2 separate regions of the Homo sapiens genome follow, and region 1 is linked to region 2. Evidence: chromatin contacts called from ENCODE Hi-C or POLR2A ChIA-PET data. All regions are on one chromosome and are shown on one strand. The core of a region is the stretch at or near the end of the contact, and the rest is flanking DNA. Distances in the headings are between cores, read along the strand shown.

Region 1 (3,571 bases), core at 67-2,566, 230 kb before region 2:
CCAATTTGCATGTGACAATTATAAGCCACTTCCCACCTGTGGGCCTCAGGCTTCTCATCTGTGCAGGGAGAATTGGACTCCTGGGTCTTGCATGGCAGTCCCAGCTTTAGGATTCTGGGGTTTTGAGGGTCTGTGCTGCATCCTCAGGGCTTGTTGGTCACTGACCTGCTGCTTCACTCAGCATGTCAGCCGAGTGAAGCATATCAGCATGTCAGAGCCCTCCAAGGGGCAGTAGCCTCTGTTCTTCCTCTTTCCCTTCCCTCTTAGCAACACTCTGCTTTGCTCCCGTGGCTGCTCTGTTTACCCAGTCTCTCCTCCATTTTCCAGTAACCAGTAAGAAGTACTTTAGGTCTCTCCTCCTCAACAGGCTCCCCTGAGTGGCTGATTTTAATCTTGACTCTGAACTTCACAGAGGCTGAGACCAACATCTTTTTATGAGTCAGTGCATATCAGTATTTGCTGAGCTTTGCAAATAATTGGCAGCTCAAGAGTGAATTGAAGGATCATTCATATAAGCAATTGCATGTTCTTGTTTTGTTCAAACCAACAAACTATACACACAACTGCAGACCGTTGAGGACAGCAATTGTGTCTGAATTACTCACCATTGTATCAACAGCACCTTGCAAAGTGACTGACCCAGAAGAGGTAATCAAATTGTTACACTTTTTGGTTGCATTGGCAAAATTTATTTAAATCCCTGACATTTGAATCTTTAAATATTAGTTTTACGGTTCAATTCACCCGCGAAAATATTTGAGTGCAATTTTCCTCTTTTGTCTATTCTATTATAGTTACTGATAATTTTTCTCCTTATTGGTTTTTGCAAGTCTAATATTGTTTTTCCCTAGGAATATCCCCTTTTCCACTTAAGCCACTGAAATTTAAACTTCCCTTCAGGCCTTTTCCTTTTCTTTTCTGGCTCAGCTAAAAGGTAAAATAAATCAGTAACAGAGATTGAGAGTCAGAAACCATATATTCTAGACCTGTTTCTCCTACTACCTCTGTGATATTTCTCAAATTCTTTCCTCACTAAGGACCTGTTTCCCTGTTTGTATTAAGAAAGGGTTGGTATGTCAGTGGATATTTTTCAGCAATGGAAGATTTGCACAAATACAAATTTACGCAGAAGCAGGATACAGAAAGCAGCCAGAAGTGGAGCAGCACCAGCCGGGGTGGGGACCAAGACCTCCCACCCTCCTTGGTGTCTGTCTGCCTTTGAGGTCCCTCTGCCAAAGTGGCGCTCTGCTGAGCAAAGTAATCCCTCAGGGCACTCCAACTCTGAGACAGAATGATTTATAGCCCTGTTAATCCACCAGGCTGTCAAAAACGGCCACATCAGCAGACATACACAGAGACATGCAGTCACATACACTCAGGACAAAAAATAAGCCCCAGAAACTGCTTGAGCAAGCTCAGGCTTTTCTCTAGCACCTTCCTCATTTGTTCAAGTTTTTGCCATCTTTATTTTCATTTCCTGGTTTCTTCTCACATCCTTCCTCTTTTCCCCTCCAAGTTACTAAAAATTCTAACAATTTCTACTTTTACTTCTTTGCTGTTATCTGCGGCACATCGTTGCCCCACCCCCACTCTTGGTCGCTATAGTCACAGATTTATTATTGAGTTTGTTAACTTTTGCTTCTCAATTTCTCCACCCAAAAAAAGAGGAGATGAAGGAAAGGACTCTTGTGGCCATGACACTATATTCAAGAAATCTGTGGAGCATTAGTTTTGATTTTCGGTTTTGTTTTTACTGAATTGCACTTTTTAATAGTAGTCATAGTAAAAACTCAAACAAAACAGGTGAGTACCAAAATGAAAGTAAAAGTATACTGTCGGGGCCGCTCCACAGGTCCCATGCCCCAGTCCCTAGTCCCCTATGTTATATATACGTTGTTAATTGCTTCTACTTTCCAAAATATGTTTGTGAATATAAACACGTGTTACTTATACTAAAAGGCGATATTTTACGTAGTTTTGTTTCAACCTTTCTTACTTCATATCTGGGAGATCTTTATGTACCAGCATATATATCTAGTTCATTCTTTGAACTACAGCATAAAATGTCATTGTACATTAGACTAATTTATTGAATTTATATACACATATTCCTATGGTGAGCATTTATGTTGGATAGATGCCACATACAACTGTTTGTTTACACAAATGGAGACATGCTACTCACACTTGTACAATTCACTTTTTTACTTCTTGATGTATTTTAAATATTGCTTCAGATCAGCTGGCACAGAGCCACCTTTCTAAAAAAATAATAGACTTCCAGCCTGAGCAATATGGTGAAACCCCATCTCTACAAAAAATACAAAATTAGCTGGATGCAGTGGTCCCAGCTACTCAGGAGGCTGAGGTGGAAGGATCACTTTAGCCGGGAGGCAAAGGTTGCAGTGAGTCAAGATCTCACCACTGCACTCCAGCCTGGTGACAGAGTGAGACCCTGTCTCAAATAATAATAATATTAGACTTTATTTTTTAAAGCAGAGGTTCACAGTAAAACTGAGTAGAAAATACAGAGATTTTCCTTACACTCACTGCCCTCACACACACACACCCACACACACACAGCCTTCCCTACTAGCAACATCCCACACCAAAGAGGTATATTTGTTACAATCGACGAACCTATACAGTCAAATCATAATCATCCAAACTCCACAGTTTATGTTAAGGTTCATTCTTGATGTACATGCCAAGGGTTTTGACAAATGTAGAGTGACATATCTTACATCTAACATTATGGTATCCTACAGAATAGTTTCACTGCCCTAAAAATAGTTTCACTGCTCTTCTGTGATCCATGTACTCATCCCTCCCTCTCCCCAGGCCCAGGTCCATACAGTAAAAACAGGATGGGGCCATGAGAAAAGTCCTCAGTATGGATACAGTAAAAACATCCTGTTTTTACTGTATCCATAGTTTTGCCCCTTCCAGAATATCATATATAGTCATGTGCCAATTAGTGACTGGGATACATTCTGGGAAATGCATCATTAGTCGATTTCATCATTTTGCCAACATCATAGAGTGTACTTATACAAACCTAGATGACAGAGCCTACTGCACACCTAGGCTGTATGCTATAGCCTATTGCTCCTAGGCTATAAACCTGTACAGCTTGTTACTGTCCTGAATACTGTAGGCAACTGCAACACAATGGTAAGAATTTGTGTAGCTAAACATAGAAAAGGTACAGTAAAAATATGGTATAAAATATAACAAATGGTACACATTTTAGGGCACTTTCCGTCAATGGCAATTGCAGGAGTGGAAGTTGCTCTGGGTGAGACGATGAGGAAGTGGTTAGTGAATGTAAAGACCCAGGACATTACTGTACACTAGTATAGACAGTATAAATACTGTTTGCTTATGCTATGCTGAATTTATAAATAAAATAATTTTTCTCTCTTCAACAATAAGCTTAGATTATTGTAACTATTTTACTTTAAAAACAATTTCTCTTAACTTTTTTATTCTTTTGTAGTAACACAGCTTGAAACACAAATACAGAGGAAGATAATTTTTTTCTCTCCTTATATCCTTATTCTATAAACTT
Region 2 (3,805 bases), core at 537-3,036:
AGAGATAAATGAATATGTCCAAAGACAAGGAGCTGGTAAGCCAGTGGAGGCACAAGCTGCACTCACATGGTCATGAATGCCTTTTGGGGACCCTGACTCCACAACTCTGTAAGCCATGTAGCTACTGTGCTTCCAGAAGACCTACCAATGGCCAGTCCCAAAGGCCTTTCTTTCCTCACTTGGCCCTGCTGTACCTCTCTGATGACAGCACAGGTGTCAGCCCCGCCTCCCCCGCAGCTTGTTTCTTCCTCTCTGTGGCTCCTCTGTTTCCTCTCTGCGTTCTCTCTTCCTCTGCTCTGTAAATGGAGGCATCCTCCAGGGTTCTTCCCCCATTCCTATTTTCCATCCTCTTTTTTCTTTCTCCCTTTCACTGGGACTTCTCACCAGAATGTATTGGATTTCATGTCAGGATTTAAAATCACCAGGACATTTAATGAGAGCTCACTGGATTTAATGTCAGGATTCTAAAGTTCCAGAGGGAAGGCCTTGGGTTCAGCTCCTTCATCCCTGGGGTCCTCTGTTCCCCCTGTGGTAACATGAAGGGGTGGTTCAGAGCAATGTTCTCACCTTGGTTGCCCACCAGCCCCACCTGGGGAGCTTTTATCAATATAATTGCCCAGCCTCCATCCAGACCAGTTACACAACAGCCTCTGGAGGCAGAACACAGGTGTCCATATTTGTAAAGCTCCTGGAATCTTTGACTTCCTGTCCATTGGTCCTCAGCAGTGGCCTTCCTCTCCATTCTCACCCTTTTCTAAGTGCCACCGTGGGCTTCTCGCTGGTCTCCTGCCTCCAGATTCCCCCTGATGATGCATGCCTCCCCCAAAGCCAGGTTTCATTTCCTAGAGAAAAGGTCCAGTCATATAATATGTCACCCTTGCTCAGAGACATGCAGTAGCTCCCCATTCTCTGCCAGGTTAAGGAAAGGGCCCTCACACAGGCATTCCCAGGTTTCCAGAGCATGGACCCACCTTTGCTGCACCAGTGACCTTCTGGTAACTTCCTCCAAACTACATGAGTCGTTCTTCAAGCACTGACTCACTTTCCTACCTATGACCTCTTTTCCCATCAACATCTGTTGAAATATTTTACATTGTGCAAAGCTTAATTCACATGTCCCCTTCTTCATGAAGTTCTCTTGATATCCTTTTCTTCCTTACAAGTCCCGATAGTTCTCCATACCTCTCCAGGAGCTCAGTGAGTGGTCTTCCTTGTTTATAGTTATTTGGACTCCCACATTTCTACATAGAAAAAAAATAACCTTCTGTCTCCTCCTCTCCCCACGAAGGGCAGGGCTTACAGGGAGCTTCTGCCCCTTGGTCTGCTCTCTTCATTGGCTATTTCCCACAAGAGAAAGAATTTAAGTCTCTGTTCAGATCGTTAGACATTTCTGGGGCCACATTTTCCCAGTGTAGGGCGCTATGTTGTGTCAGTGTTAGGAGCCAACTCTCCCTTTCCTCGTGTACTTCCTGCGCCCAGGCTTTCTACTGTTTCCTATCCCCACATAGGAAGCCCACTCCAAAAAGATGGAGCAATACCCGATATCTCTGTCCTTCCATGACAGGGTGGGTGGAGCAGGCTGATCACCTTCTCCTGATTGGCCAGGCAGATGGGTCTGCTCCTCAGAACCAGCCTTTCTGGATTCAAGGCAGAAAAGAGTAAGAGAAACACTCTGCCCTCCTAGCCAATGCTGAAGTCACACATTGGCATTCAGCTTGAAAGCTGAATGAGTGAAGATCTACATGGGACCCACCTCCCAGCCCTATGTGGGATCAGCATGCTGCTAATCTATTTCTCCCCGTGTGTGCCCTTCCTCTGAAGGGGCCCTGTGGTTAGACAGTGTGGGTAGCAGGATCCAAGTACCAAAACCACACCCTCAGTGCCTAACAGCATGCCCTTTGTCTTGGAGTTTTGCTTCCCTCCTTGCACAGAGGAAGTCCTCAGTGACCACCTGTTAAAATAAACTGAACTGACGCATTCTCTCCTTTCTATCACTCTCTGTATCAACCTTGGTGTCAGCATGTGCTTTTCTGGCTCCATGTCACCAGGGCACCCTCGAAGCTCAACTGCAAATCTGCTCAAAGAGGGGAGGGAACCCTGGGAAAGGGAGCCCAGCTCCAGGACATGCTCACTGTCAATACTCACATTGGGGAATAAGAATCAGGATCTATGTTCCTGGTGGGGACAAAGCCCACTTGTCCTGAACTTGTCGACTTTCCAATGAACCACTGAAGCCCAGGTATGACAAAGCCGATGATCTCAATGCTTTCTCCCTGGTAGAAATTCAGTTCATCCTTTTCTCCTGGCTCATAACCCGTCAAGGCCTTACAGCGTCCTCTGCCTGTGGAAAATAGCACACAGATCAGCTACAGAAGACATGAACAGCTGAGCCTCCCATCACCTTCCAATGCAATAGAAAATGAGGGGTTCCCAGACTTTAGAATGTCAAGGACCAGTAACATTTCACTCCCCTCCCCACCCAAAAATTGGCAGGAATGACACAGGACAATTTGCTTTTCATTTTGCCAAACTAGGACATATTTTTAAAAGAACTACAATCCACTTTCACCAAAGAAAAAATGTTTTAACAAACACAAAAAAAGATTCTCAGATAGCGGATATGCCTTAAAAATGAATAAACATAGCTTATGGGAAACTGGAAAGCTCACTGTATTGTCCTGGTTTGTCTGATTTTGCCACTGTAATGTAAATGCTTTGTCATGGTTGGCACAAATCCACAGACCAGTGTGTGAGAACCACTCGACCAGAGAAGCTCTCCATGTCCTTCCAGCTCCTTTGGCCTCTATGACCCTCAGTCTCCCCAACTGGAAAATGGGGATAATAGGAATACCTGCTGCTTATAAATATTAAAGAGAATCAAAGAGATACAGTGCACAATGCCTGGTACCTGGTCAACCCTCAATAAACATTAGCCTTATTACCACTGGTGGAATAGAAAGCTGCTAATGACTTAGAAGGATCTAAAAGACTCCCTTTCAGACTATGGTACTCAATCTGATAAATTGCCTACCTAGGATCTAGCAATGACCTTTTGATGAATGTTTTTCTGTCCAGTTTACAAAGTACAATTTGCACTCACTTTCTCAGGTCTTCTCAAGAGCTTCAAAGGGCACGGAAACTATCAGAATCCCCTTTTCCCAGGTTACGGAGGGAGAGAGAGGGTATGAGATTTGTCTAAGGATCTTATGCATGGCAAAACTGAGTCTAGAGCTTAAGTCTTCAGGCTGCTGGTTAGCCTCTCCATTAATCCTGGTGGAGATAAAGGCTTTTATGTGCCTCAGTTTCCATATTTGCTTTAGCTTCTCTGCTAAAGCTACTAGCCTATTTTTTCTGACATTTTTGGTCAAGTTTCTAGATTGTGTTTTCAAGATCAGAAATTCTCACTATTTTGTGGGTCGATGGGATCTACCATGTGTTAAATATCTACATTGTAAGAGAAACTGTGCAAAGTGATTTATGGATGTCATTTTGTTTGGTTCTCATAACAACATTTAAGTTGGTTTTATTGTATCATTTTACTAATGAGGAAGTTGCAACATAGGGCAGGTGGATTGGCCAAGATCACACTGGTTTTAAGTCAAGGAGCCAGAATTTGAACCAGAATAGACTTCAAAGCCTTGCGTTCTAACTACAAGGCTGTACTGCTTTAGGAAGCTAAAAATCTTGTTTGTCATCAGTAATTTATTAGATCTGATGTCTGGGTTCCATAATCCTATTTCTTTTTTTGTGTTATTTGGGCTCAGCACTTATAAAATTGTACTTTGTGGTAGGAGTGTGTGGGAGG

What was found. A loop is a pair of places that touch in the nucleus more often than their neighbours do. ChIA-PET counts read pairs that join two places held with the same protein, here RNA polymerase II (POLR2A). Pooled maps may share reads with other maps.
Region 1: a map of adrenal gland shows a loop between it and region 2 (2.2-fold over the local background). The contact joins two enhancer-like sites. A Hi-C loop is called at or near these places in 1 of 168 maps with a recorded cell type or tissue (adrenal gland) and 11 of 50 pooled maps. POLR2A ChIA-PET finds 5 or more read pairs at or near these places in 2 of 52 experiments (AG04449 and PC-9).

The regions. Positions count from the first base shown.
Region 1 is chr5:148,807,720-148,811,290 of GRCh38, forward strand. No RefSeq gene overlaps it. Among named protein-coding and RNA genes, the nearest start is that of ADRB2, 17 kb to the right of the region's middle. RefSeq lists a silencer at 1,354-1,433 and enhancers at 1,724-1,773, 1,824-1,873. Within about 2 kb of position 1,317, at least 13 of the 41 ENCODE cell types and tissues checked have a DNase peak (open chromatin) inside an H3K27ac peak, as active enhancers do.
Region 2 is chr5:149,036,150-149,039,954 of GRCh38, forward strand. It overlaps SH3TC2 (SH3 domain and tetratricopeptide repeats 2), which reads right to left. Exons shown (of 17, transcript NM_024577.4): 8 at 2,146-2,341. Among named protein-coding and RNA genes, the nearest start is that of MIR584, 24 kb to the right of the region's middle. Within about 2 kb of position 1,787, at least 3 of the 41 ENCODE cell types and tissues checked have a DNase peak (open chromatin) inside an H3K27ac peak, as active enhancers do.